Regions from separate parts of the Homo sapiens genome. Here region 1 is linked to region 2. The links are chromatin loops, found by intact Hi-C in ENCODE. Cell type or tissue: B cell. All regions are shown on one strand. Each heading gives the region's core, and the rest is flanking DNA. Links, peaks and the distances in the headings are about the cores only. Region 1 overlaps PPTC7 (protein phosphatase targeting COQ7). Region 2 holds the start of HVCN1 (hydrogen voltage gated channel 1).

Region 1 (15,643 bases), core at 4,427-12,426, 130 kb before region 2:
AAAAAGAAAAAAGACCCTTTTGCCTGCTGTGTGGAGAGCAAGAGCGGAAGGAGTTTAAGTAAGAGATCCATTTCATAGTCCACTCGCAATCTGCTGGCAGTGTGGTTAGAGGCGTGCAGACATTTGGTATCCATGAAACAGAACACGTGGATTGAGGGGTGAGGGAAAGAGAAGCAACCGGGCTAACTAGGGATCTATCTTACAAGGAACAGCACATTTCATTGTTTTTCAAGGAGTTGTGAAGAGGTTTGGGAAACTTATATTAAAAGAATTTAAGATCATTTCAATAGGAACTTCTTTGGAGAAACTCTTATTTTACTAGGAGTAAGATTTCACCATAATTTAAAACACAACAATTTATGTTAAAACACAGAATATAATTATAAGCCTTGCAACACTATCTGATGAATCATTCATTCTTTTCAAACCACTGCCTGCTTCAGGGAAGAATTTCTTCTTAAGTAGTCTCTGGTACAACTACAATTAACTTTAAATACAAATTGGTTTCATCTGCAAATGCTCTTCACAAGAAAACCATTAAAATCTAAGATAACGTTTAGAGTTGATCCTCGATCCTCGCACTCACTAAATAATCTGTCAGCAGGTTGAGTCTGACCTGACACAGCCCTTCAACATTAATCAGATTTCTCCCAGAATACAGCACAACCTTTTGGGCACCTGTTTGCTTTTTTACACGGGCAAAGGATGCCAAGCAAAACACCACTGACCAAATCTCTTTAGGGGAGAGAGAAATTCAAAAAGCATATAAACTCTTCAATAAAGCTGCAGGGAAAAAAGCCTTAATACAGTGCATATATATAACTAAATTATATAAGGGGAAGAGTTGTATTTGGGATGAGAATCAGACTAAAACTAGAATAACCTACTACACGTACATATGAAACCTAATTTTATTCATATTAGGTGGTTGTTTCTACACAGAAATTAATATGTCCTCTATTGCATAAGCAAAAGCTTCAGACTGCAAAGAGCAAGAATACCCTTTAAACAGTGGAACTGATCCAGATATAAAGGGAAATTTCATTCAGAATACATGTCAAAGGTAAAGAAAACTGTTAAAGGAGAAATTGCTTAAGATCCCAAAGATGTCAGGAACACAACTATCAAACAGCAAAGGATAAGAATAAGAATACCCTAAGAGCAAATGGAGGCCACACGTGGACCACCACATTGTGCATGCTGCGCTAGGAAATAAGACGGCTGAGAAAGCCGGTCTCTGAGAAGCTCCCCTGCTAGTGGGGTGCTAGACTTCTCACAGAGAAACCAGACAAACGGCTCCCATAAACACTGCTGCAGGAGGGTCAACAGCCAGTGGTTAGTGCTTACGGACACCACGAGAATGCAGCGCCTCAAGAACAGTGCCAGCCTGCTCTGAAAGTGGCATTCGGATAGGCCCTGGCAGGGGTCAGCCAGATTTCCACGGCAGGGAAGGATAACAAGAGGAAAAGAAAGGCAGACAACTAGATGCTGGGGCTTGGGTGAGCAGGGAGAAGCTGAAAAATGAAGGGCAGTAGCGAAAGTTGTAGAAAATCAAGAATGCCAGTTCAAGAACTCTAAAGTTCTTTATGCTACTGACCTGTGCTGTCTAACATGGGAGCCACTAGCCACATGTGGCTATTGAGTCTAAAATCTCACTTGTTTGGATTGAGAAGTGCTTGCTATGAAGTGTAAAATACATTCTGGATTCCAAAAACTTAGTACCAACAAAAGAAAAACTAAAATGACTTAGTAGTAGTTTTGTTTTCTTTTAAGAGATGGGGTCTCACTCTAGCCCAGGCTGGAGTAGTGGCCTGATCATAGCTCACTGCAGTCTTGAACTCCTGGGCTCAAGTATTCCTCCCACCTCAGCCTCCTTAGTAGCTGGGATTACAGACACACCCTGATACACCCCGCTACTTTTTTTTTTAAGTTTTTGTAGAAACAGGGTCTCACTATGTTGTCCAGGCTGGTCTCAAACTTCTGGGCTCAAGCAATCTCACACCTTGGCCTCCCAAAGTGCCGAGATTATGGGCATGAGCCACAGGATCTGGCCAAGTTTAACACATATATTAGGCATACTCAAGAGGTTAACAACGATAATAAAACAGAATAATTATAACAATATACTATAATAAATGTTGTGTGAATGTGGTCTCTGTCTGTATTATTGTTAGGTAATGTGGGTATATTAGTCCATTCTCATGCTGCTATGAAGAAATACCTGAGACTAGGTAATTTATAAAAGACGGAGGTTTAATTGAGTCACAGTTCTGCATGGCTGGGGAGGCCTCAGGAAACTTACAATCATGGCAGAAGGGGAAGCAAACACATCCTTCTTCACATGGCAGCAGGAGAGAGAAGTGCTGAGCAAAGGGGGAAAAGCCCCTTATAAAACCATCAGATCTTATGAAAACTTCACTATCACAATAGCAGCATGAGGGTTTATGGGGATTATTATGGGAACTACAATTCAAGATGAAATTTGAGTGGGGACAATGCCAAAACACATCAGTGGGTAATTGAAACCTCAAATAAGAGGGAACTACTGTTTCTGGATTTGGGGAATTAGAAAATATTGATTAGATTATTCTACAGTTGGCAAGGGTGTGTAAATGCCTTTAAAAGACATTTAATTCTGTCTTGGGTATGTCAAACTTCAGGTGCCAGCAGGGCATCTTTGTGGAAGTGTTGTGTATAAAGTGAGGAACTATGAGTTTGCGGCTGGCAAGGCAAGTTGGGGCCAGAAAATCTGAGAATTGATACCTTAGTGGTAGGGTATCCAGTTTGTCAGAATGATATAATCTCTATGGAGGTAGAGAGAAGTGAAGCTAAAAAGGAGGCTGAATTAATGACTAGAAGGGCCTTGAATGCCAAGATAAAGAGGTTGCACCGAATATAGAAGCTATTTCCTTTAATTCACTGTAATCATCTTATGTCTCCATTAATAACATTCTGTGAGCACACATCTAGCTTAAGTGTTTCCCTTGACCCAAAATCCAATTAAAATCACTATTAGATTAAGATAATGGTTACATATCAGAAATAGCTGAGCAAAAGATTGAGAAGAGACCATAGGGCACAGAAAAATCCTTTAGTGTTTTTGTTTGTTTTTGTTTTTTGAGACGGAGTCTCGCTCTGTCGCCCAGGCTGGAGTGCAGTGGTGCGATATTGGCTCACTGCAACCTCCGCTTCCCAGGTTCAAGTGATTCTCCCGCCTCAGCCCCCCAAGTAGCTACCACGCTCCGCTAATTTTTTGTATTTTTAGTAGAGACGGGGTTTCACCGTGTTGGCCAGGATGTTCTCAAACTCTTGACTTCATGATCCGCCCGCCTCGGCCTCCCAAAGTGCTGGGATTACAGGTGTGAACCACCGTGCCCAGGCTAGTTTTATCTTTTCAATGGAAATGTCAGTTTTATGAAGCAAAACGAGCAATTAGAAAATAGTTACAGTATTTATGTTTTTACAAAGTATTTTATTAAGTTTTCCATAGACTGATGCTTTTTCCCTTTTTCTTTTTTTAACAGCATCCTGCTCTGTCACCCAGGCTGGAGTGCAGTGGTGCAAACACAGCTCACTGCAACTTTGAACTCCTGGGCTCAAGGGATCCTCCCACTTCAGCCTCCAGAGTAGCTATGACTACAGGAATGCACCAACACACACAACTCATTTTTTTAAAAATTTTTTTTGTAGAGATGCGGTCTCATTATGTTGCCCAGGCTGGTCTCAAACTCCTGGGGTCAAGTGATCCTCCTGCCTCAGTCTCCCAAAGTGCTGGGATTACAAGCACAAATCACCATGCCTGGTTTCTACAGTTAAGAGTTAAAAAGGGAAGCAAAAAGAGTAATTCTGGGTGTCTGCCATCATTAAGTGTTTATAAGAAGAAAAAAATTTTTTTTTTTTTTTAAGAAATGGGGTCTCGGGCCCAGCGTGGTGGTTCACGCCTGTAATCCCAGCACTTTGGGAGGCCGAGGTGGGCAGATCACTTGAGGTCAGGATTTCAAGACCAGCCTGTCCAACATGGTGAAACCCCGTCTCTACTAAAAATACAAAAATTAGCTGGGTGTGGTGGTGCGTGCCTGTAATCCCAGCTTCTTGGGATGCTGAGGCAGGAGAATCACTTGAACCTGGGAGGTGGAGGTTGCAATGAGCCAAGATTGCATCACTGCACCCCAGCCTGGGCGACAGAGCAAGACTCAGCCTCAGGGGAAAAAAAAAAAAAAAAAAAAGAAATGGGGTCTCACTCTGTCACCCAGACTGGAATGCAGTGGTGTAGTAATAGCTCACTGCGGCCTCAAACTCCTGAGCTCAAGAGATTCTCCCATTTCAGCCTCCTGAATATCTGGGACTACAGGCATGTGCCACCATACCCAGCTATTTATTTTTTGTAGGGATGGGTCCTCGCCATGTTGCCCAGGGTGGTCTTGAACTCCTAGGCTGAAGTGATCCTCCTGCTTCGGCCTCCCAAAATGCTAGAATTACAGGAATGGGCCACTGAGCCCAGCCAAGAAGAAAATTCTTAAGCAATTTTCATTTTTCTAATTAACATGTTTTTGTCTTTGCCAAAATGGTATAACCATGTAAAATGGTAGTTATGACCAGGCGTGGTAGCTCATACCTGTAATCCCAGCATATTGGGAGGCTGAGGTAGGAGGATTGTTTGAGCCAAGGAATTCGAGACCAGCCTAGGCAACATAGCAAAACCCGTCTCTACAAAAAAATTTAAAAATCAGCCAGGGATGGTGGCACACACCTGTAGTTCCAGCTAAACAGGAGGCTGAGGGTGGGAGGACTGCTTGAGTCCAGGAGGTCAATGCTGCAATGAGCTGTGATCACACTACTTGCACTTCAGCCTGAGCGACAGAGCGAGACCCTGTCTCAAAAAATAAAAAATAAAAAAAGGTAGTTATAACCAAATGATAGCTATCTTAAAAATCCTATCTTCCCAATTACACAGTCACCTAACTGTGTAATTGCAAAAGGCTTACTATAAGAAAGACTTCTGAACTAGTCAAAATCAGCAAGAGCGTCTCCAGTCCTGTCCTCCATTAACAGCCATCAACATGATGTTGCAATTATTTTAAACCCCTCCTACTGCACTCATCTTCAGACTGACATGCAGTTACCTACAAAGCAAACGTTTTCTAGAAGAACGCGATGCCTAGAGAATAAATACTAAACTTCAATTTTAATATAAGCATCAATGAAGAAAAACAATTTGATTTTGTCCAAAAATGTATTTAATGTACACTCTGGAAGAATTTCAAATATTAAGTAGTATCCAAAGGTAATAGCTTTATTCCTTGCATCTTTGATGATCTCAAGGCATCTTACATCAAGCCTCGCATTCCAAAGAAGCATACTGGCTCTACATGGATTGTCTTTCCATCAGTGAAACACATCTCCTGCCTACTAGGATGGGTACTTGATAGTGAGTTGAAACTCTAGAGGAGAAACTGAATAAGAATCTGGCAGGATCACAATAATTGAATAACAGAAGTATCAGGAGACCCTCTGCACTCTAAGGAATAAGGGTATCTGCTTTTACAGACTTTCTGCAGTAAGGGGCCATCTAATGAGAAAGGGGGCTAAGCAATATTTATTGCAGTACGACAGGCATCTTTTCAGATGCTGAGGCTTTTCAAAGACTTTAGTGTTCTCAGAGCCAGCCTCATTTGTCTAAAGACATCACAGCATGAAGCACTGTAACTAGAAAAAAAATGAGATCAGAGTAGAAACTCAATTTCCTATCCAATGGAACAGATCACATTTATATCAACATTTCTTTTTTTTTTCTTTCTTTCTTTTTTGAGATGGAGTCTCACTCTGTGGCCTAGGCTGGAGTGCAGTGGCGCAATCTCAGGTCACTGCAACCTTCGCCTCCCAGGTTCAAGTGACTCTCCTGCCTCAGCCTCCCGAGTAGCTGGTATTACAGGCACCCACCACCATGCTTGGCTAATTTTTCTATCTGTAATACAGACATGGGGTTTCGCCATGTTGGCCAGGCTGGTCTCAAACTCCTGACCTCAAGTGATTGCCCCCCAACACAGCCTTGGGCTCCTAAAGTTCTGGGATTACAGGCATGAGCAACCGCATCCAGCCTATATCAACATTTCTTAAACCTCAACTATTTGGGCACTTAAGAACGCTCCCGACGGGGTGCAGTGGCTCATGCCTGTAATCCCAGCACTGTGGGAGGCTGAGGCGGGTGTATCATTTAAGCTCAGGAGTTCAAGAGCAACCTGGGCAACATGGTAAAACCTCCGTCTCTACTAAAAATACAAAAAATTAGCCAGGCATGGTGGCACACACCTGTGGTCCGAGCTGCTTGGGGGACAGGGGTAGAAGGATCACTTGAGCCCGGGAGCTGTGATCGTGCCACTGTACATGAGCCTGGGTGACACAGCAAGACCTGCCTCAAAAAAAACCCCAACAAAACAAAAAACACTCCCCTGTGATTCAAGACTGTGAAATGTTGTATCTGCAAATAATTATCCCAAACGGAGAGTCGCTTGAGCCAGGAGGTTGAGGCTGCAGTGAGCTATCACTGTGCCACTGCAATCCAGTCTGGGTGAAAGAGCAAGACACTGTCTCTATTTTAAAAATGAAAAAAATTAGCCATGCCTGGTGGCGCATGCCTGTAGTCCCAGCTACTCGGAAGGCTGAGGCAGGAGAATCGTTTGAACCCAGGAGGCGGAGGTTGCACAGGGAGCTGAGATCGCACCACTGCACTCCAGCCTGGGCAACAGATTGAGACTCCATCTCAAAAAAAAAAAAAAAAAAAAAAAAAAAAAATCCAAAATGAATGAAAAGCAGGATGACTGAAAAAATATATTCAACAAATATATTCTGTCAAGTTATACAGAAAAATGTCATGTGCTTTTTGACTAACAACAGTCCTTTCAGTTCTATGGAGGTAAAATTATATAGATTATGCTGCACTTCCTGTTTTAACAAGCAAGTGAAATACTCCCTTTGCAAGAAGTTTCCGGCCCAGTGCAGTGGCTCACACCTATAATCCCGCACTTTGGGAGGCTGAGGTAAACAGATCACTTGAGGTCAGGAGTTTGAGACCAGCCTGGCTAACATGGTGAAACTTCATCTCTACTAAAAATACAAAAATGACCCAGGTATGGTGGCGCATGACTGTAATACCACCTAGCTGGGTAACTGAGGCAGGAGAATCGCTTGAACCCAGGAAGCAGAGGTTGCAGTGAGCTGTGATTGAGCCACTGCACTCCAGCCTGGGTGACAAAGCGAGACTCTGTCTCAAAAAAGAAAAAAGAAGAGGAAAAAAAAAAAGAAGAAAGATGTTTCTGGCCAGTCGCGGTGGCTCATGCCTATAATCCCAGCACTTTGGGAGGTCGAGGCGGGTGGATCACCTGAGGTCAGGAGTTCGAGACCAGCCTGGCCAACATGGCAAAACCCTGTCTCTACTAAAAATACAAAAATTAGCTGGACTTGGTGGTAGGCACCTGTAGTCTCAGCTACTTGGGAGGCTGAGACAGAATTGCCTGAACCTGGGAGGCAGAGATTGCAGTAAGCAAAGATTGCGCCATTGCACTCCAGCCTGGGCGACAGGGTGAGTGAGACTCCATCTCAAAAAAAAAAAAAAAAAAAAAAAAAAGAAGAAGAAGAAAAAAGAAGTTTCCATTCCACATTAATCACAATGAAATCTGTGTCTTTTGATTCTCCAGAGATCAAGACTACGTCAAGAACAAGATCTCTAAGCAGAAGTTAATTCAAAAGTGAAGGTAATGAAGCTCAAAGGATGGACTGAAAAGTTCAACCCTGTAATAAAACATGTGAAAATGGCCGCATGAGGTGGCTTACGCCTGTAATCCCAGCACTTTGGGAGGCCAAGGCAGGTGGATCACCTGAGGTCAGGAGTTCAAGACCAGCCTGGCCAACATGGTGAAACCCCATTTCTATTAAAAATCAAAATTAGCCAGGCGTGGTAGCACATGCCTGTAATCCCAGCTACTCAGGAGACTGAGGCAGTAGAATCCCTTGAACCTGGGAGGCAGAGGTTGTGGTGAGCCGAGACTGCGCCACTGCACGCCAGCCTGGGCAACAAGAGCGAAAATCTGTCTCAAAAAAAAAAAAAAGTGTGAAAATGGAAACTATAGGCAAAACTCAAACAACAAAATCAAAGCTGTAGTAAGCGGTTCATTTTGTGTTTGAGAATTCCAAACAAAATAGTTAGCTATTCCTTGCTAGCTTAGTAATTATGAGACAACTTAAGAATTAATCAAATTAATGAGCCTCCACATACACTTACACCTATGTCTAGAATACTTCATTAACTAGAGAAGATAATTTCCAGACTATTCTGGGCAGTTGCCTTGTCTTAAAAAGCAGTGAAAAGTGCTGACATGAGGATTAGGAAACAATTGTGTGAAGGCAAAGAAACTTAAAGTCATCCTTTTAAAAATAAAAATGTTCTTCCTTTAACTTCAATAATTCTGTTTAAATACCAATACTTAATGTGGAATTATCTATTCTGGCTCAACTGTGGCTTGGGAACTTGTGCAAATTACAAACTTGGTATGAATCACTGGTCTGCCTTCCACAAACTGCAGAGTTGAAGGTTAAGTTACTGAAAAGGTCACTTCACTCCTTTCTGGCCTGCAACAGTATCTTCCTCAAATGCCAAATGCTGTTAGCAATGTTTCTGGACAGGAGGAGGCAACAAACAAATCATCTGGGAGGTCATACTTATTGTAAGTTATGAATAGCAGAGACAGGGCACTAATTATGTTACAGAAGTAAGGGCCTCTATTAAAGCTGTGGCTTCAGTTTGTTTTCAGGTGTTAGAAAATGTCACATAATACCAAATAATTCAAAAATTAAGTAAGGAAGTAACAAGCAATTAAGACCAGCTATCTGATATATGCCTACTTGTACTGGCCCTTTAGGCTGGGGAGAAGATTTTCCTTCTGTTTATAATTTACAAGATTAGATCTAGAATTCTTGTCAACCTGATATTTATGACAAGCCATATATCCTTGACCTAACCCCAAAGAAGATACTATTTACCCACTGCTTTCTTCACCCTCTATAAAAATAAGGGCTGGCCTTGACTAAAATAGGCACCCTCTGGGAGAGGTCTATAGTCACATGCGGCCTGGCACAAATGTAACTTTTTTTTTCCTTTAAACGAGAACATCATTCCTTTGAATAGCCTGCCAAGTGTAGAACTGTCTCTTAATTTCTGAACACTAATTTATATACACATATATATACACGTATATATATACATACACGTTATATATATATACACGTATATGTATATGTGTATATATACATACACGTTATATATATATACACGTATATGTATATGTGTATATATACATTGTTTTTTTTTTTTGAGATGGAATTTCACTTTTGTCGTCCAGGATGGAGTGTGATGGCACAATCTTGGCTCACTGCAACCTCCACCTCCTGGGTTTAGGAGACTCTCCTGCCTCGGCCTCCTGAGTAGCTGGGATTACAGGCACCCGTCACCATGCCCGGTTCATTTTTTGAATTTTTAGTAGAGACGGGGTTTCACCATGTCAGCCAGGCTGGTCTCAAACTTCTGACCTGAGGTGATCCACCCGCCTCAGCCTCCCAAAGTGCTGGGATTACCCACCACGCCTGGCCTATATTTTTTACTCTATACATTGTTCAACTAAGTAATGATCTTTGAGTAGTAGGACAATGAGTACTTTTTTTTTCTTTTTCATACTTTTTTTGTTTTGTTTCGTTTTTCAGACGGAGTCTCGCTCTGTCGCCCAGGCTGGAGTGCAGTGGCATGAACTTGGCTCACTGCAACCTCCGCCTCCCAGGTTCAAGCGATTCTCTGCCTCAGCCTCCTGAGTAGCTGGGATTACAGGCGCCCACCACCATGCTGGGATAAGTTTTGTATTTTTAGTAGAGACGGGGTTTCACCATCTTGGCCAGGCTGGTCTTGAACTCCTGACCTTGTGATCCATCCCGCCTTGGCCTCCCAAAGTGCTGGGATTACAGGCGTGAGCCACCGTGCCTGGCCCATACTTTCCAATTTTTTAGCAATGAGTAATGTTACTTTCATGGGAAGGATGACAAGAACTATTTATGTAAATCAGGTAAAAACCACATTCTATACTCACATTTAATATTAAAACTATTCAAAACATTCTATTGGACATTTACTGTATGCAAGACACTATGGTGAAAGGGAGCTAAAGATTTATATGTAATAAAATATTTCCTGCATATGGGAACTTAAAATGAAGTGATGATTTTGGTTGGGGAGGACAGTTTAGGGAGATTCAAGATATATGACTATAATAAAGTAAAATATGCACCAATAAAAACAAAAGCAAAGAAGGTCAGATTATGCATAGCTGAAGGAATCAAAAGGATTAATGAAGAAGTGTCTGAAATGAGCCTTGAAGGATGAAAGAAAATGAGTTGTAGGAGAGGAGGCTGACAAGACAGGCATTTTGAGCAATTCCCTAGGATTCTGACTTACATGAATAAAGTACAAGTCATAGCAGGTGAGGGTTCCAAGAGCAGGGAAACTTGACCTCCAGGTAAATGTCTATTACATTCATGCCAGGAACCTCTCACCATTAATCAGCGCAAACAATGCAGTGCAGAGCTTACGGCATTTAGGAGTCCCTGGAAGGAAAGGCTGGCCTGAGGCTACCAAACTCAACAAGGCTTGTTAAGTTTTTGTTTTAACTAATAGTTAACAGTTAAGCAAAACCCCTTAATTAAAACAAAAGCAATAGCTAATAACTAAGTAGAAGTCACAATCAGCCAAAATCACCTCCCTAAAAGAAAATCTAAAATGATCTTTTCTAACTGGAAAGGCAGTGTGGGATACTGAGCAAGGACACAGGCTCTGGAGGCAGATCTGGGTTCAAACTCCAGCCCCAGAACAAGATGTGCTAAGCATGGCCTTGGGCAGCTCTCTGAGCTTCAGTAGCTTCACCTGTGAATGGAGTCGTATCCTCGATTTCACAGGGCCGGTGTGAGGAACGAGGATAACCTCTTCAGAACATCTACCAGTGCTCCGCTCACAGCCAACATTCAGCAAGTTAGAGTTATGCCTATCTCTAAGAAAGGCTGGCGAGCAGCAAACAGACCAGCCTAGACTGCAGCAATCAGAAAAAAAAGAGTCTTTGACCCATGTTTGTAGGCTGCCAGCTCTACAAACACTAGTCTGTGGTCACAACCAAAAGACAATGCCCACTCAGAGATAATGCATAAAAGATAAGTAGTCCATTCAGCTCTTTCAGTCACACATCCACCACCATTCAATATTCCATTAAACATTCAATAGTAACATTTTCAAGTACTAATAAACATATATTTGTCTCCAAAAATAACAAGGAAAAAAGGATTTACCTGCACTTTGAAAAGAATATTTTCCCCAGAAGGACTCTGAAGTAACCTTACTTAGCAAATACTTCAGAGCCTGCTGCCTCCTGTGTCAGGATTCCAACTCAAAGATTTCTCATTTTACATGGGAAATCCTAAAACTATGAGGAATACATACATGGGCCTAACCATTTTCTTCGTCACTACAATAATACCAGTGCCTTTATAGCGATCTTCCCTTCTCTTTTCTTCCCCTGTACATTGTGAGCCTCCAAAGGGCTGAGTCTCACACAGCTAACCGTTGTTTCATCCCCACTGGCTGGCCTAGTACCTGGCTCAATGATTCCCCACCCTTGCTGCACAATGAGATTACCTATGGAACCCCAGCCCTACTCCCTGAATCGGTGTGGCCAGGGTGGGCCTAGGCCTCTCAGCACAGGCGATTCTAATGAGAATCAATGGTCCAGCTGGATGGAAGCATTCCACAAGCCTGATGGTTCTGCCTGTAAAATGCCTCTTGTACCAAGCAATCCCATTTTCTGTTCCCAAACTTGATCCTTCCTTTTGCATTTCCCACCCTAATTAATGGCAGCCCAGCTACCCATACATACTTCCAGGCTTAGAACCCTTAAGGCATCTTCCAAGTGCAAAACCTCTAACTCAATTTCCACTCCTCTTTCTCTTTTATCCTCTGACCAATTATCACCAAGCCTACCATGAGTCTGAAGCTCAACTACTTCCCACTGCCCTAGGTAAAGCCCTTTCTAGCTCAGACAATTTCAGTAGCTTCGTAACTGGTCTTTTGCCTCCTGTTCTCCCATTACACCCTCTGTATCGATTTGTTTTTTACAACACTGCAATGTCCATGTTACTCCTCTAGTCAAATACCTTCCATGTAATATGTATTTATTTGCTTGTATATGTGAAATATTCTTTAGAAGGATACACAGAAACTAGTACTGGTTGCCTCTTGAGAGGACTTTGTAGCTTGGAGACAAGGGTGATGAGACTTCACTGTGCACTCTTGAATTCTGAACACCTTTTAAATTCTGTACCATTTGAATGTGCTGCCTCTTCAAAAGCAAAGACCTCTTTCTACAGCTTCCTCCCCACCCACCCCCCAAAAAACAAACCAAACCAAACAAAAAACCCACCCAATTCCTTAACATGATAATTTAGTCTCAGTCTATTTTCTAACATCAATTCTCAACACTGACCCCTATGCCGACCCTACCAGCCATGAAACAGCTGTAGTTTTGGGGATCTACTTTGCCTTTGCTGAGCCCTCAATCTGGAGTATTCCCATTCTTCTCATTTGCCTCAGCTTACTGAAAAACCCTTCTCTTAAGGCCTGACGTTGTGCCCCTACAATCTCATGCGTTTTTTTTTTTTTTTTTGAGACGGAGTCTTGCTCTGTCACCCAGGCTGGAGTGCAGTGCCGCGATCTCGGCTCACTGCAAGCTCCGCCTCCCGGGTTCACGTCATTCTCCTGCCTCAGCCTCCTGAGTAGCTGGGACTACAGGCGCCTGCCACCACGCCCGGCTAATTTTTTGTATTTTTAGTAGAGATGGGGTTTCACCATGTTAGCCAGGATGGTCTCGATCTCCTGACCTCGTGATCCGCCCACCTCGGCCTCCCAAAGTGCTGGGATTACAGGCGTGAGCCACCACGCCTGGCCCTCATGCATATTCTTTCACACCAGTCCTGTGCATGTTTGCCTTCCCCACAGGACTATGAAACATCAGGGTTGAAGTCTGTTTTGTTCATTGGTCTTTAAAACAACTGTCAGGGACTAATAGGAAGCAACCAATAAACAATGAATTCAGCTGACCACACTGAAAAGTTAGAACACCAATATCTGGTATACAAACTTTCAGCCAAAAACTCCAAAGGGATTGAACCTAGTAATGGATCCTAGCGTTTCACAAGGTGTCATTCCCTGGGTCAGAACTCGCTACAAGATGTTCCTCTAACAGGCCATTCAAAGAGAAGGCTGCCAGGCAAGGTGGCTCAAGCCTGTAGTCTCAACTACTTGAGAGGCTGAGGCAGAAGGATGGCTTCAGTCCGGGAGGTCGAGGCTGCAGTGCACTACAACTACACCTGTGTAGAGAATAGCTACTGCACTCCAGCCTGGGCAACACAGCAAGACCCTGTCCCCGCCCCCCCCCCTCAAAAAAAGCCAGGTGCAGTGGCTCACGCCTGTAATCCCAACACTTTGGGTGGCCAAGGTGGACAGATCACTTGAGGTCTGGAGTTCAAGACCAGCCTGGCCAACATGGTGAAACCCCATCTCTACTAAAAATACAAAAATTAGCCGGGCATGGTGGCGGGCACCTGTAATCCCAGCTACACGGAAGGCTAAGGAAGGAGAATTGCTTGAACCCAGGAGGCGGAGGTTGAAGTGAGCGGAGATCACACCACTGCCCTCCAGCCTGGGCGACAGAGTGAGACTCTGTCTCAAAAAATAAAAAGTAAAAATAAATAAAAATAAAAAAAGAGAAAGAGAGGGCTGAGCTGATGGAAAGAGCATTAAAGAAAAGTCTGGAGATAACACTGCTCCCAACTTTCTTTGCCACTAACTGGACCTAAGACACTGGTCAGATCGTTTCTCTAAGCTTTAGTTTCCTCATCTGTGAAATGAGGGGCAGGAAGACACAGTCTCTCTAGAGTCCCTTTCTCGGATCCAAGACTGTGGGACTTATAAGTCACACTGCAGGAAAAAAAGAGCCAGTTTAAGAAACTTTATAAACAAAGGCTAACAAATAAGGCTATCCTGTCTTCATTCACTTAGGAAAAGAAAACAAAACAAATAGGGCTATACTTTGCATTTCACATACAATATTACATTTACTGCATGAACTAGTTTTGAAACAAAGCCTTCATTTCTGGCTTCCCAATTTATCTCTTGTCCTTATTGCACTGCCACATGTATATTTCCAGTGAAGTTTCAATAATGATTTAGAGAGTGGAAACAGTGCCCCTTGTCCTTTCACTTTAGTTTTAAACACCTAACTAAAATGTTGGCAAAGTTTTTCTTAAAGCCACTAACAAACACCTCAACCACTTTTCAATCTGAAATCCTAATAAAAGAATAAAAGATGATGGCCAAGCACAAGATCCTGGAACAACAACAACAACAACAAAGATGGTTATAAATTAGTATTTGTGGGGAAAAGCAAGAGAGATCAGATTGTTACTGTGTCTGTGTAGAAAGAAGTAGACATGGGAGACTCCATTTTGTTATGTACTAAGAAAAATTCTTCTGCCTTGAGATTCTGTTAATCTATAACCTTACCCCCAACCCCATGCTCTCTGAAACGTGTGCTGTGTCAACTCAGAGTTGAATGGATTAAGGGCGGTGCAGGATGTGCTTTGTTAAACAGATGCTTGAAGGCAGCATGCTCCTTAAGAGTCATCACCACTCCCTAATCTCAAGTACCCAGGGACACAAAAACTGCGGAAGGCCGCAGGGACCTCTGCCTAGGAAAGCTAGGTATTGTCCAAGGTTTCTCCCCATGTGATAGTCTGAAATATGGCCTCGTGGGAAGGGAAAGACCTGACCGTCCCCCAGCCCGACACCCGTAAAGGGTCTGTGCTGAGGAGGATTAGTAAAAGAGGAAGGAATGCCTCTTGCAGTTGAGACAAGAGGAAGGCATCTGTCTCCTGCCTGTCCCTGGGCAATGGAATGTCTCGGTATAAAACCCGATTGTATGCTCCATCTACTGAGATAGGGAAAAACCGCCTTAGGGCTGGAGGTGGGACCTGCGGGCAGCAATACTGCTTTGTAAAGCACTGAGATGTTTATGTGTATGCATATCTAAAAGCACAGCACTTAATCCTTTACATTGTCTATGATGCCAAGACCTTTGTTCACGTGTTTGTCTGCTGACCCTCTCCCCACAATTGTCTTGTGACCCTGACACATCCCCCTCTTTGAGAAACACCCACAGATAATCAATAAATACTAAGGGAACTCAGAGGCTGGCGGGATCCTCCATATGCTGAACGCTGGTTCCCCGGGTCCCCTTCTTTCTTTCTCTATACTTTGTCTCTGTGTATTTTTCTTTTCCAAATCTCTCGTCCCACCTTACGAGAAACACCCACAGGTGTGTAGGGGCAACCCACCCCTACATCTGGCGCCCAACGTGGGGCTTTTCTCTAGGGTGAAGGTACGCTCGAGCGTGGTCATTGAGGACAAGTCGACGAGAGATCCCGAGGACGTCTACAGTCAGCCTTACGGTAAGCTTGTGCACTCGGAAGAAGCTAGGGTGATAATGGGGCAAACTAAAAGTAA
Region 2 (15,643 bases), core at 3,217-11,216:
TCTGAGACCACTGTATTATCAAATCTTCCCGACAATCCTGCAAGGGCAGGGGTGGTAAATAATCTTTTCACTATTTTCCAGATAAGGAAACTGAGGCTCAGGGAATTGAAGGGCACACAGTTATTTTGTGCCTAAGGACACATAGTTATTAACATGCACTGTTCGAGACCAGCCTGACCCACATGCAGAAACCCCATCTCTACTAAAAATACAAAGTTAGCCAGGTGTGGTGGTGCATGCCTGTAATCCCAGCTACTTGGGAGGCTGAGGCAGGAAAATCGCTTGAACCCTGGGGGGCAGAAGTTCTGGTGAGCTGAGATTGCACCATTGCACTCCAGCCTGGGAAACAAGAGTGAAACTCCATCTCAAAAAAAAAAAAACAAAAAAAACCGCACATAGTTATTAACATACAGGGCTGGGATTCAAATGGTCTGATGTGGAATATCAGGCTACTTGGAGGTTTTGTGAAGTCCTTTTACAGCTTTTCATCATTTTGATTTTAAATATTTCAGTATAGTGGAAACACCTGAACAGGGAGTTCTCCCTCTCCTGTTTGAAACACCAAACAGAATTATCCTCTCAAGGCTGGGATATCCTCTAATGCTGCAAGACCACAGAATCCATTACCTTTTCGTCCCAGGTGGCCATGTCCCTGTTGCCTCTGGATCTGAAAAATAAAAAGACATTTGTCCAGATCTATCATCTTGCTGCCATCTGCCTTGGTATGTGCTCTGTAATCCTTTCTTACAAATTAGTTTTAAGTTAGTTTAGTTTTAACTGTGCCCGAAATTAGTGTAAAGTACAAAGTATATGTAGGAGGGCATACATCCTGGATATAGAGCCAAATGAACTGAAACAGGGACTCAAACAAATACTTATTTGTACACGAAAGTTCATAGGCTTTCACAGCATTATTCTTAAAAGCCAAAAGGTGGAAACGACCCGCTTGTCCATCAATGGATGAATGGATCAACAAAATGGGTCTGTCCACACAATGGAACGTTATTTGGCCATAAAAAGAAATGAAGGGGGCCAGGTGTGGTGGCTCACACTTGTAATCCCAGCACTTTTGGGAGGCCAAGGTGGGTGGATCACCTGAGGTCAGGAGTTTGAGACCAGCCTGGCCAACATGGTGAAAACCCGTCTCTACTAAAAATACAAAAATTAGCTGGGCATGGTGGTGGGGACCTGTAATCCCAGCTACTTCGGAGGCTGAGGCAGGAGAATCGCTTGAACCCAGGAGGCAGAGGTTGCAGTAAGCCGAGATCGTGCCACTGCACTCCAGCCTGGGCAACAGAACAAGACTCTATCTAAAAAAAAAAAAAAAAGGAAAAAAAAAAAGAGAGAGAAATAAAGTATTGATACTTATTACAATGTAGATGAACCTCAAAGATACCATGCTAAGTGAAAAAAGCCAGACATAAAATGTCACATATTGTATGATTCCATTGATATGAAATGTCCGGAACAGGATATGAAATGTCCAGAACAAGCAGATTGGTGGTTGCCAGGGGCTGGGGACAGGGAAGGATGGGGAGTGACTGCTTAATGGATTAGGGGGTTTCCTTTTGGGATGATGCAAATGTTCTGTGCAGCTAACAAGGTATTTTTTAAAAAGCAAAATGATATATTATTAATTTTAATACAAAGAAAAACAGTGAAAATGTTCTGATAGAGGTGAAGGCCGCACACTGTGAAATGTACTTAAATGCCACTGAATTATTCACTTTAAAATGGTTAGCTTTACATTATGTGAATTTCACTCCAATTGAAAAAAGACAGACATTACAGTGTTGGGGTTGCTCTGAAAAACAGTAAAACCTTCTGAACACCCACCACCAGCTATATCAGTGAATGCACCTCTGAGCAGCAGGAGCTGCTAGTGCTGTTGAGTATTCACATATGGACGTGGAAAGACGCCAGCCACAGAGCAAACAGAGGAGTCACATTACGGCAGAGTCTACAGGATGACCCCATCTAAGTCAAAAGAAATACAGATGCTTTTTTTTGGTCCGTAAGGATCACTCTTCGCAGTGGTTATCTTTGGAAGAAAAGGGAGTGATCTGGGTGTGGGGCTTTCCTTCTCTGCTTCTGGGAGGCGTGAACTTTTACAATGAGTAGGTGTTACTTTAAAACGTTATTTTTAACATAGGTGATCTATGCATGTAGTAAAAAGTTTAAATTATACAAAAAGATATTCTATGACAAGTCAGTCTCCCCTCTACCCATTATCCTTCCCAGAAGTGGTCGCTCTGACCCTCTGACCAGTTTCCTACGTCGCCTTCTGGAGTATTCTATGCCCTCACAAGCACATGAGTAGATACTCTCCCCCAACCTTTTATTTTATTTTTTTTGTAAACAAATGTGAACCCACATACTGCTGTGAACCTTATTTCCCTTCAGGGTGTGGTAGGCAAAATAATGCTCCCCTTCAAAGATGCACATACCCTAATCCTTGAACTTGTATATTACTTTACATAGCAAAAAGGATTTTGCAGACATGATTAAGTTGCAGCTCTCAAGATGGAGGGAATGATTTTGGATTATCCTAGTGGACCCAATGTCATCAGAGGGGTCTTTGATAAGTGGAGGCAGGAGAAAGAAGAGATTGTGAGGACAGAAGCAGAGGCTGGAGTCAGAAAGATCTGAAGATTCAGTGCTTTAAAGATGGAGGATGGGGCCTCAATCCAAGGCATGTGGGCCCCTCTAGAAGTTGGGAAGGCAAGCAAACAGATTCTCCCCCAGAGCCTGCAGCAGCAACACAGCCCTGCCCATACCTTGACTCGAGCCCACTGAGACCGATTGTGGACTTTTGACTTCCAGAACTGTAGCATAATAAATGTGTGTTATCTTAAGCTGCCAAGCTTGTGGCCATTTGTTACAGCAGCCACAGAAGACTAACACAGTATCTCAGAGGTGGTTCTATGCCAGTGTGTCCTGTATGAAGTGCACGCCTTGTCATGGCTGCACATGAGTCCCCTGTAGGAATGTGTTTAATCCTACTAGTGATGGACATTTACGGTTGTTTCCAATCTCCTCCCACCCCAGCGCTTCCATAAATAACCCTGCACACCCTTTTTTTTTTGTTGTTGTTGTTTTGTTTTGTTTTGGAGTTGGGGTCTCACTCTGTCACCCTGGCTAGAATGCAGTGGTGCGATCAGAGCTCACTGCAGCCTCAAGATCCTGGACTCAAGCGATCCTCCCACCTCAACCTCCCGAGTAGCTGGGACTATAGGCACACACTACCAAGTCCAGCTAATTTTTGTAGAAAGGGGGGTCTCACTATGTTATCCAGGCTGGTCTCAAACTCCTGAGTTCAAGTGATCCTCCTGCCTCAGCCTCCCATGGTGTTAGTATAATAGGCATGAGCCATTGCACCTGATCCCTCTATGTAACTTCTATAATTTTTTTTTTCCCCTGAGACAGAGTCTCGTTCTGTTGCCTAGGCTGGAATGCAGTGGTATGATCTCGGCTCACTGCAACCTCTGTCTCCCAGGTTCAAGCGATTCTCCTGCTTCAGCCTCCTGAGTAGCTGGGATTATAAGTGCCCACCACCACGCCCAGCTAAAATTTTTTTTTGTATTTTTAGTAGAGACGGGGTTTTGCCACGTTAGCCAGGCTGGTCTCAGACTCCTGACCTCAAGTGATCCGTTGCCTCAGCCTCCTAAAGTGCTGGAATTACAGGCATGAGCCACCGTGCCTGGCCTAATTCTAAAAAATTATTTTGAAATAAACTTTCAAGAAAACTTTAAAGAGGTTCTTTCTCTCCCCACAGTTACATGCTGAGGGTGCAAGGGACTCTTAGACTTTCTCGCTGGTTGACTGGCAGAGCAACTTCTGGACCCAGCAGAGTTCAGCTTTGCATGTCCCTATACCAGCCCCCTGGGATTCTCAACCTGCTCTCACGAGAGGGGCTCAAGTGGAACCATCACCACAAGAGGAGGTGAAGGGAAAAATTAAGGTGCCCTGGAGATTTCCTACCTTTGCAAGACAGGAGCTAGAACTAGCACACACGCAGAGGAACACTCAGCTTCAGCAATTCAAGCAACAGAAACTTTAAAACTACCATGCCCTTCTCCATTAAACTAGCCAAAACAAATAAAAAGGATAAAAACCAATGCTTGCAGAGCTGCAGAGAAATGTGCACACATTCCTGGGGATGATTTTTCTAAATAGCTACCTGGTCACAAGAGGTAAGTGCTTCCAAAATGATCCCACCCTTGACTTGCACACCTTGGTTAGGAAACTGTATCTCCAAGAAGCCATTTGATAGCCAAAAACATGCACAATATGGACAATGATATTTATAGCTAAGTTGAATAGTATGGCTAAAACCTGGAAGTGGCCCTCAACCCCCAAGCCCTACTTTAGGGAAAAGCTGAGGAAGGCAGTGGGCTCTTGGGAGGGATAATTCTGAAGTCTATGTAGAAACGGGAGAAAAAATGCTGTCAAGCAGTGAGAAGAAAAATAGGCTGATGGCTGACACATTGCCTGCAACTGTACAAAACTATCTGAGCCATTCCTAGGTGCCAGGCACTGATTTCCCAGGTTCTGGGAAATCCAAGGTGAAGAGGAAAGGGCAAGATCACGATCCTGGTAGACTGACATGTTACCTGGGGAGACAAACAAGGAAGCAAGGAAATATACAAGACAGACCACACCCCCCCCCCCCAGCTAAGCACTGGGAAGCCAGCCAGCCAGAGTAAGGGGCCAGGGAGCAGGCGGGGTCTCCTTAAGTGGGGTGGTCAGGGACAACTCGACATTTATGGTGTGCCCTGAATTACAAGGGAGTATGTCACAGATTGCAGAGAAGAGCATTCCCGGGAAAAGGAAGAACACGTGTGCTGTGCACAGCCCCTGAGAGAGCGGAGTACTTAGGAGGTGGCGGCTGGGGACAGCAGTGGACAGGACAGTGGCCAGAGAGAAAAATTGAGAATAATCACACAGGGCCTGATCATGGAGAGGGCTTGGCAGGCGATGCTGGGGATTTGGATGGAAGTGAGGGGTCCAGCGTGATGAGGCGGCAAGAGATGCTGGCGGCCTGGTCTCAGGGTGGAAGTAGGGGGTGGAGGGGTGGCCGGATTCAGGATATGCTTTGGGTTAGAACTTGTCGCTAGCCTAGACTGTGGGGAAGGGACGAGGAGCGGGGTGGTGGATGACAGCTCCCAGGGCCCAAGCCCCAATGACTAGCAAAGGATCAAGTCTGGGGACAAGAACACTCTGGCTTTCTCCTTCTTGCTAAACCTGTGTCGGGGAGGGCAGGGGCCACAGAGCAGCTCTGGACCTTGTGCAAGCCTCAGCCCAGAGATTTTCAAAACCCTGCCCTTATCAGCCTTTCCCTCTGGGGAGTCAGCCAGAGAAGTTGCCACCCCCTCACCTTGGTCTTACTCAAGCAGCTCCTAGTTGCTGGTGGGGCTGTCCGGAAATCCTGCAGATCTCAGATAGCCCTGAACAACCTGAAGTTAAAGGTGCCCAGGACAGAGAAGTACTCTCAGAGGGGCAGGACGGAGGGTGGAGGAAGCACTGGAACCATGAACTTTTGGTAGTAACCTGGTGCCAGGGGCTAAGCCTGTACACCAAGCATCTTATATCATCTTCTCAGCAATCCTGCGAGGTAGGTACATGCTTAACCTCATGGGACAGATGCGGAAACTGAGGCAGAGACAGGCCAAGTCACGAAGCTGAGCCTGCAAGATCCCCCACACCCAGCACTGGTAAAAGTGGTGGGGGCAATGTTGGAGGGAGTTCCACTGAGGAACTGCTCTCCCCTCTCTGTCTTGGCGTTTACCCTGGCCCCAATCACTCTTGTTCCTCAGCATCTCTGTCTCCAACAGGTGGGTGCTTTTAAAGTGTTTCTAGGGAAGAGTTTGCTTCCCCGGGGCTCCTCCTTCAGGGATGGCTGGGCCTGCTCATTGCAGCCTTCTCCCGGGACATCCAGCACTGCCTCTGCCCCTGCTTCTCTCCTACAATCTCCCGGGAGGGCAGCGGGGCAGGGACGATGCATCCGAGGACTTAGGGGACACAGACCTGGTTGTGAGTTCTGGCTCTGCCTCCTTTGGCTGTGTGACCCAAGGCAAGGGGCTTGGCCTCTCTGCGTCTTGGTTTCTTCACCTGTTAAGAGGGAGACGACGATGGTCACCTGTGGCTGCTGCGCGGAGTGTGAAGAACTGAAGGCACCTGGCCCAGGGCGGCGCGCACCACCAACTCTCCGGGATCGGGGGGTCACTAGGGCCAGCGTCTCCCGCGTTCCCCTCCCCTGGACTCCAGTCCCTGCCGAGGGGAAGCACTGCCCGCCCGCGCCGGGACACGCCAGAGCCGAGGGCAACCGAGGGCTGGGGTCCTGCTGGGGCTCCACGGCGAGGCCTGGACAGCGGAGATGCGGGGGGGGGTCCCCTCTTCTCGGAAGGATCGGGCACTGGGGGTCTTGTAGAAAGGGCTGCACGCCAAACGGGGTACGCCCCCCGCCCGGCCCGAGCACTTACCCGGCGCCCCACCCGCCCGCGGTCACCGCTGCGACTGGGAGCCTCAGAGCAGGTCCGGCCCAGCCCGTCCCGCCCCGTACCGTACCAGGCCCCGCCCCCGCCCGGGCCGCCCCCGCCCCCGTCCCCGCCCCCACAGCCCGCAGACCCCCAACGGTCGGCGGGCTTCTAGGCCTCGGCCCGGGTCTTAGTCCCCTTGTCCCTGCCTGTGGTCAGTCCACCCGTTCGTCCCTACCTCCCTCACCCCGGCTGCCTCCCGCCCCGCAGGGTGGGCCTGTCCTGGGCCTCCCGCAGTTACAAAGGTCCCGCCCGTGGGAGCGAATCGCGGATCACAAAAATCCTGCCCCGGGCCAGCCTAAGGGAAGGGTGGGCGGGGGAACCACTTCCTTCCTCCGCCGGCTGGAGCGGGGCGAATCCACCCCGCCAACCCCTTTCGGGGAGCTTCTGCTCCATCCCACCGTCTCCGGGCCACCCCTGCCTCTGGGTCTCCTGATTCCTTGGCCTCGTCCCCTGCACAGTTTCTGCCATGCAGGGGTGGAGGGTGGGCAGCACGCTCTGACGAATGAGCAACCTCTCAGCCCTCAGAACTTCCCTTGGTCGAGGGCTCTGAGGCTGCTCATGGGATGGTACTGGCAAGAGGGAGCCTTACCGCGTGCAGCCCCTGCCTGTCCTGGGCCGCCTTGCTCCGGGCCAACTCGTACGGCCCCGCAGGCGCAGGCCCAGCTCTGAAGTCCCTCCCCTGTGGGCCCTCCCAGCACCCTGTTCACACAGTCGAATCAGTTCTGTTAGCTTCTGTCTTCCCCCAGAGACCATTTGTCCCAAACATCCTGCAAAGCCGTCTTCTGCACACCTCTCCCTTCCGGTTGAGTCGGGGCTGTGGGGAGAGGCTCACCTCCTTGGGGTTGTGTTAGTTTCCTCATGCCGCTGTTAACAGATCACCACAAACCTAGTGGCTTAACACAAATGTGTTATCTTACAGCCCTGGAGGCCAGAAGTCTCAGATGGGTCCTACAGGGCCAGAATCAAGGTGTGGGTGGGGCTGTGCCTTCTGGAGGCGCCAGGGTAGTGTGTTCCTTGCTTTTCCCGGCTGGAGAGGTGCCTGTGATCCTTGGCTGTCTCAATCCGACCTCTGCCTCCATGGTCACAGCGTCTTCTCCCTTCTAAGGAGCCCTGTGATTATATGGGATCCACCTGGATAATCCAGGCTAATCTCTCCAGCTCAGGATCCTTCACATAGCCACATGTGCAAAGTCCCCTTTGCCACTTAAGGCAACATACAGGTTTGGAGGGGTTAGGATGTGGATATCTTGGTAGGGGGGTGCATTCTTCTGCCTCCCATAGGGGTATTGTCTGCTTCAACTGACTCGGCTTTCCCCAATTCTGCTGGGCAGCTGGCTTTCTTTTCTTTTTTCTTTTTTTTGGAACGGAGTCTCACTGTCGTCCAGCCTGGAGTGCAGTGGTGCGATCTTGGCTTACTGCAACCTCCGCCTCCTGGGTTCAAGCAATTCTCCTGCCTCAAGCCTCCCGAGTAGCTATGATTACAGGCCAGCATCACCATGCCTGACTAATTTTTGTATTTTTAGTAGAGACGGGGTTTTACCATGTGGGTCAGACTGGTCTCGAACTCCTGACCTCAAGTGATCTGCCTGCCTTGGCCTCCGAAGGTGCTGGGATTACAGGTGTGAGCCACTCCACCCGGCAACAGTCTCACTCTGTGGCCCAGGCTGGGGTGCAATGGCATGATCTTGGCTCAGTGCAACCTCTGCCTCCTGAGTTCAAGCAATTCTCCTGCCTCAGCTTCCTGAGTAGCTGGGATTACAGGTGCCTGCCACCACGCCTGGCTAATTTTTGTTTTTTTAGTAGAGACAGGGTTTCTCCATGCTGGTCAGGCTGGTCTCGAACTTCTGACCTCAAGTGATCCGCCTGCCTCGGCCTCCCAAAGTGCTGGGATTACAGGCGTGAAACACCATGCCTGGACTGCAGCAGGCTTTCTTTTTTCTTTTTGAGGTGGAGTCGCGCTCTGTCACCCAGGCTGGAGTGCAGTGGCGCGACCTCGGCTCACTGCAAGCTCCGCCTCCCAGGTTCATGCCATTCTCCTGCCCCAGCCTCCTGAGTAGCTGGGACTACAGGCGCCCGCCACCACGCTCGGTTAAATGTTTTGTATTTTTAGTAGAGACGGGGTTTCACCGTGTTAACCAGGATGGTCTCGATCTCCTGACCTCGTGCTCCGTCCTCCTCGGCCTCCCAAAGTGCTGGGATTACAGGCGTGAGCCACCGCGTCTGGCCAGAAGGCTTTCTTAAAAACATTTTGGTCAGATCTCCTGACTTCTCAGTCATGTATTATTACAACAGCCCCATGCCAGTTTCTAAGGCATAGTCTGGTCCATTTTCAACTTCAACTTCCTTATATTTTATTAAAAATTCTCCTCCTCCCCCAGGGCCAGCTAGACAGAGTGGAGAGGATGTGGGGACTGCTCCCAACAGCCCCTCCTCTGTGTTCACTCCCCTCTGGTTGAGGAAGGGAAAAGGGAACAAGTACCCCGTCCCCTAGTTGCACACCTGGAAGTTGCAGCCCTCTGTCTTAACATCTGGTCTTGCCTGTAGTTAGACCCTTAGTGCAGACAGGTGGTGACCTCAACAGACCCTGCTAAGGCAAGGCAAGGCTCAAACCCTGGCCTGGCTTGATCCCCTGGCTACCTTCCCCCATCCCTTCCCCTACAGAGGCATCGCTCAGTCTTCTCCCTGGGTACTTGCCTCTGCTCCACGGTGCAGTGGTCCAGTCTGCAGCCCCCAACCTTACTGATGGCCTGGAACCTGGGGCCACCAGCAGGGACCTATGTCCATACTTTTTGGGAACCAGGATCCCAAAGGAACACTTCAGCAAGTCTGGAGAATTTGGTGATATTCTCAGCATTGTCGTGTTTACTGAAATACTGCTACTGCTCAGGCATTTCAGTGGACAGGAAAAGATCTCAAATGTGTTACACTGTTATCCCCAGGCACAGGATTTGACCTGCAGTAGGTACTTTACATTCCTATTGCATAAATTAATGAGTATTGAGCATAATAAGATTGGGGTGCCCTCCATCATTGCTACTATTCAACATTTCACTGATGAGCTCAGTCAATGCAATAAAACAAGAAAAAAGAAATACAAAGACTGAAAAGAGAAAGACTATTATTTGCAATCGATGTGATTGTCTACCTAGAAAATCCAAAAGACCTAACAGACTAACACGTGACCACCTACTGTGTGGTAGGCCCTTTCAAGGTACTAAGTATAAGATGAAGGAACAGCCTTTGTTCTTAGTGAGCTCCCATTTTAGTTGGGAAAGTGAGGCCAACAATACTTAAAGGAGAAGGCCGGGCATGGTGGCTCACACCTGTAGTCTGAGCACTTTGGGAGGCTGAGGCGGGAGGACTGCTTGAGCCCAGGAGTTCAAGATGAGCCTTGGTGACAGAACAGTACCCCATTTCTATAAAAAATGTTTTAAAAAATTAGCTGGGCATGGTGGTGTGCCCCTGTAGTCCCAGCTACTCAGGAGGCTGAGGTGGGAGAATCCCTTGAGCCCAGGAGTTCGAGGCTGCAGTGAGCTACGATTGCACCACAGCACTCCAGCCTGGGTGACAGAGCAAGACCCTGTCTCTTAAAAAACAAAAACAAAAACAAAAACAAAACAACTTAGGGAAGAGTAAGCTGAGGTCCACAGAAAGAATCCAGGAGGTCTATTAACTTGGGTGGGAAAAAAATTCTTTATTTTCATTAACCTCTAACTGAAACGTATTATTACTTTGTTTGTTTGTTTAGAGACAGGGTCTCACTTTGTTGCTCAGGCTGGAATGCAGTGGCTCGAGCACAGCTCACTGCAGCCTCAAACTCCCAGGCTCAAGTGATACCCCTGTCTCAGCCTCCCAAGTAGCTGGGACTACAGGCACATGCTACTGTACCCAGCTAATTTATTATTTATTTATTTTTATTTTTTGTAGAGATGGGGTCTTGCTTTGTTTCCCAGGCTGGTCTCAAACTCCTGGCTTCAAGCAATCCTCCGGCCTCAGCCTCCCCAAATTTTTTTTTTTAAATTGGGATAATAGACATGAGCCACTGGCCTTTAACTGAAATTTAATATTTCCTTCAATTATGAATGTAGGTAACAAATTACAGTTGCATTACAAACGTCACTAACTGGCCAGGCGCGGTGGCTCATGCCTGTAATCCCAGCACTTTGGGAGGCTGAGGCCGGTGGATCACCTGAGGTCAGGAGTTTAAGACCAGCCTGGCCAACATGGTGAAACCCTGTCTCTACTAAAAAATACAAAATTAGCCGGGTGTGGTAGCGCATGCCTGTAATCCCAGCTACTTGGGAAGCTGAGGCAGAAGAATCGCTTGAACCCGGGAGGTGGAGGTTGCAGTGAACTGAGATCACGCCACTGCACTCCAGCCTGGGCAACAAGAGTGAAACTCCATCTCAAAAGAAAAAAAAAACGGAAAAAAAAACCCACTAACTTTGTCATCAGTCAAAATCACAGATGTTTTTAAACCACAGTATAGTTATTGGAGATATCTCAAAATATAACTTATATGTATCATTACTTCAAAATTATAGTAGTTACTGAGCCAGCTGTTCTTATAGTTTAATGTGTACTATAAGAACTCCATCTATTTATTACAAGTAAAAAAAAATTCAAAACTTCAATGCAAGATAGCTGGCATCATTTGTAATACGATGCATTCGTTCTGTTTTATGCATTGAAAAACATTACTCTTGGAAGAGGTCCAGAAGCTTCCCCAGATGTCAAAGGCCCCAGATTACAAAAAGATTAGGAACTGCGTTAGATGAAGGACTTGTTCCGGTTTGGGCAATACCAAAGCAGTTCTCTTACACAAGGCAGTCCTTGCCCCACCCCCGGTCCTCCGCATTTCTTACCAAGCAGTGAGCCCAGCTTGCTTGAATTTTCTGGGTGTCCTGCCTTTTGATGTTCATGGAGCGTGTACTTACTTATTTAGGGATGGGGTCTTGCTCTGTCACCCAGGCTGGAGTGCAGTGGTGCAATCACTACCCACTTCGGCCTTGACCACCTGGACTCAAACTATCCTCCCATCTTAGCCTCCTGGGTACCTGGGACCACAGGCATGCATCACCACACCTGGCTAATTTTTATTTTTTTGTGGAGACAGGGTCTCACTATGTTGCCTAGGCTAGTCTCAAGCTCCTAGGCTCAAGGGATCCTCCCGCCTTGGTCTCTCAAAGTGCTGGGATTCTAGGCATGAGCCACCGCGCCTGGCCACATGGAGCATTTTGAGGAAGATCTGAGTACAGCCCTGGGGGACTGGGCCATCCCTGGGCTCCAGGACAGCTGGGGCCGGGCCAGGGCAGTGGCCAGCTCTGGCTTTCCCCAGCGGGAAGAGAGAGGGCTGCCTCTGCTGGTTTTGGTTCCTCCAAGGCAGTTATCAACGGCTACAGTTGACCACTTCCCTTCCTAGGGCAAAAGCCCTGTCCTGGCTCTGGTAGAGTGTGAGAAAATGGACAGAGGGAGAGAAAAGTAGATGAGTTCTCAGCCAGAGACAGGGTGGGGGTTCTGCTGGGATTTCTTAGAGTGACATCTGTTGTTTAGGCCCAGAGGTGCCTTTCCCAGCAGATAAGATTTATCTACAGCAGTGACGGCCACACGACGGGATCTGCACAAGGCCTGGGCACCGATGCCTGATGACGCAGCTATGTGAAAAGGGCACGGTCACCTCCAACTCTCTTCTCTGGCACTCGGCTCAGCCTTCTGCCTCACAGTTCAGAGTCACACAGAAGAGTAGGAAGAACACAGGCATTGCATCAAAGAGGCCTGGGTGTAAATCCTGCCTCAATGGTTTCCCTTGCCCGCTGGGTGATCTGTCATCAATTCAGCAAAGAGTTTCTGAGTGCCAACTATGTGCTAGGCAGAGAACACAGAGTTGAGTAAGACAGGCAGGTCCTGCCTGCCCTCATTAAACTTAGTCTATATAGGGAGGCACACAAATACTAAACGACAAATTACAAAGTGATAAGCATTGAAAAGGGGGCTGGGTGCGGGGGCTCACGCCTGCAATCCCAGCACTTTGGGAGGTTGAAGCAGGCAGATCACTTGAGGCCAGGAGTTCAAAACCAGCCTGGGAAACATAGTGAGACTCTGTCTCTACATACATATATGTATATACACACACACACATATATATACACACACACACACTTATATATAAACATTTCTATAATTATAATTGTATAATTATAATTGTATAATTACATATATTTTGTTTATTTTGTGTACACACACACACACACACACACACACACACATGACCTAGCCAGGTGTGGTGGTGCATGCCTGTATTCCCAGCTACTCAGGAGGCTGAGGCCAGAGGATTGCTTGAGTCTGGGAGGTCAAGGCTGCAGTGAGATGTGATCACGCCACTGCACTCCAGCCTGGGTGACAGAGTGGGACCCTGTCTTGAAAACAATGAAGTATTGCAAAGGAATGAGCTGGGGGTTGTGGTGGAGATAACAAAAGGTGGAGACTGAGATGCAGATCCACTGAGGCAGGACAGCAGGGAAGGGGTCTCTGAGGAGGTGACATTTAAACGGACACTGAAAGCTGAAGTAGAAGCAGCTATGAAGAGAGAGGGACAACCTTTTCAGAAGAGAGAACAGCATGTGCGAAGGGCCTGAGGTGGGAAGAGCTTGGCCTTATGAGGCCAAAAGGAGGCCAAGATTGTGGATGCACAGAGGAGGGTGAAGAGAGTCATAAGAAGTAAGGCTGGGGAGGAGGCCGGAGGCCCACAGAAGGGGCTGGAGTCCATGTGGAGCACAGGAAGCCATGGGAGTTCTAAGCAGGGGAGGGATCGTTTGATTTTTTTTTTTTTTTTTGAGATGGAGTTTCATTCTTGTCGCCCAGGCTGGAGTGCAATGGCGCGATCTCAGCTCACTGCAACCTCTGCCTCCCAGGTTCAAGCGATTCTCCTGCCTCAGCCTCCTGAGTAGCTGGGATTACAGGAGCCCGCCACCATGCTCAGCTAATTTTTTTTTTTTTCAGTTGAGATGGGGTTTTGTCATGTTGCCCAGGCAGGTCTCGAACTCCTGACCTCAGGTGATCTGCCCACCTTGACCTCCCAAAATGCTGGGATTACAGGTGTGAGCCACTGTGCCCGGCCAGGACCATTTGATTTTTTACAAAAAATGTAGTAAAATACACATAACATAAACGTTACCATTTTACCCATTATCAAGCATACGGCTGGTGGCATTTAGTACATTCACAATGTTGTGCAAGCTGCACTGCTATCTAGTTCCAGAACCTTTTCATTATCTCAAAAGGAAACACTGTCAAAGGCCCCGTACATAGTGGCATGCACCTGGAATCCCAATCACTTTGGAGGCTGAGGCAGGAGGATTGCTTGAGCCCAGGAGGTGGAGACCAGCCTGGGCAACATAGCAAGACCCCATCTCTAAGAAAAAAAAAAAGGAAACCCTGTACCCATGAAGCAGTTCCTCCCATTCCTGTCTCCCTCCAGCCCTAAGAACCTGCTAGTCTACTTTCTGTCTCCATGGATTTGCCTGCTTTAAATGGAATATCATCATATATGGTCTTTTGCGTCTGGTGTCATTCATTGAGCACAATGTTTTCAAGCGTCATCCATGTTGTAGCATGGTCCTTCATTCCTTTTATGGCCAAAGAATATTCCACTATATGGGTCTACCACATGTTGCTTATCCTTCCATCCACTGATATGGTTTGATTAAAAAAGATAACTCTGGTTTATATAATAAACCAGATAAATCTGGGATTAGATTATAGGGAAGATAAAAATGGAAGTGTAGAGGAGAGATAAGGATGGCTTGGACAAGTCGGTTGGGAGTAGGGAAGGAAAAAGGGGCATGATTCCAGATCCATGTGGGAGACAGAAAAGACAGGGGGGAACTGTGGGTGGCATGGACATGTAGGGGAGAGGAAGGGGCAGAGCACCGGAGTGCACTGTGGTGCCCTCCATCAAGCAGAGAAGCCTGGGAGGGGGCCAGGTGGAGGATGTCCCCATTTTTGATAATGTTTTATTTGAATTGTCAAAGTGGAGGTGTCACCTGGGCAGTAGGATCTGAGTCAGGAATTTGGCAGAGAGGCTTGGGCGTCATCAGTGCACAACTGGTATTGACAACAAGGCCTGGGCTGTGATCCCCTTCCAGAGTGTTGACAAAGGGGTTCAGGACCAAGCTAGGGCCTGGGCAGGTGAGGAAGAGGCTGCAAAGGAGACAGAAAGAGTAGCCAAGAGGTAGAAGGAAAAACCAAGGGTGTGTGGGATCCTGGAAACCAAAAGAGGAGCGTTTTGAGGAAGAGGAAGGAATAAGTGGTGTCAGATGGAAACTGATAGGGTGAACAGCGCAGAGAGGGAGAGAGTGGAAAGGAGATACAAAAGCACTTGAAGGGAGCAGAGAAATGGGAGGACAGCTGGAGGGGCCCACACTGGAGTCCCCCCAAGACTAGCATAGCACCTGGAATGCAAGAACACCCATTGATTCAGTTCTTACTATATGCCACTCACAGCGCGAAGCATCTTTTTTTTTTTTTTTTTTTGAGATGGAGTCTTGCTATGTCGCCCAGGCTGCAGTGCGGTGGCACGATCTCAGCTCACTGCAACCTCCGTCTCCCAGGTTCAAGCGATTCTCCTGCCTCAGCCCTGCCTAGTACCTGGGATTACAGGTGCACACCACCACGCCTGGCTAATTTTTGTATTTTTAGTAGAGATGGGGTTTCACCATATTGGCTAGACTGGTCTCGAACTCCTGACCTCGTGATCTGCCCACCTCGGCCTCCCAAAGTGCTGGGATTACAGGCATAAGCCACTGTGTCTGGCCGTTAAGCATCTTGTCTCCATTTCACAGCTAAGGCTGAGACTCAGAGAATTATTCACAAGGCCACACAGCTGGTAAGAGGCAGAGCTAGAACATGAACCTGGCTCCCAATACAGGATTCTCAGTGGGCTCCTTCTCTGCCCGCAGAGACAGAGGGGGTGCTGCTACTGTTCGTGGGTCAAGTTCTCCAGTCCTTTAGGATCTTTCTTGTCTGCTTTGTATTATTATTTTTTTGTTGAGTCAGGGTCTCACTATGTTGCCCAGGCTGGTCTTGAACTCCTAGCTTCAAGCGAT

Evidence for each region. Hi-C counts contacts between places; a loop is a spot of excess contacts. Peaks named below come from ENCODE experiments on the same cell type or tissue, not always from the same donor. Only the 100,000 strongest peaks of a DNase experiment are listed, where the experiment ranks them.
Region 1: a loop joins it to region 2, with 2.3 times the contacts of the local background. A loop is called at or near these places in 10 of 110 quality-filtered maps.

Annotation. Positions count from the first base shown.
Region 1 is chr12:110,555,525-110,571,167 of GRCh38, forward strand. The region is part of intron 1 of PPTC7 (protein phosphatase targeting COQ7); the gene reads right to left. Among named protein-coding and RNA genes, the nearest start is that of PPTC7, 20 kb to the right of the region's middle. In B cell, for the core only: no CTCF peak of the experiment used is centred there; DNase peaks (open chromatin) are centred at 6,987 and 7,697; H3K4me3 peaks cover 244 bases; H3K27ac peaks cover 7,337 bases.
Region 2 is chr12:110,682,598-110,698,240 of GRCh38, forward strand. It overlaps HVCN1 (hydrogen voltage gated channel 1), which reads right to left and starts at 6,518. Exons shown (of 8, transcript NM_032369.4): 1 at 6,483-6,518; 2 at 6,028-6,111; 3 at 628-667. The coding sequence starts at 648. RefSeq lists enhancers at 4,588-5,416, 5,979-6,028, 7,279-7,328, 7,449-7,558, 8,089-8,238 and silencers at 6,209-6,708, 6,769-6,838. In B cell, for the core only: no CTCF peak of the experiment used is centred there; DNase peaks (open chromatin) are centred at 3,897, 5,477, 7,044, 8,894 and 1 weaker place; H3K4me3 peaks cover 4,615 bases; H3K27ac peaks cover 7,307 bases.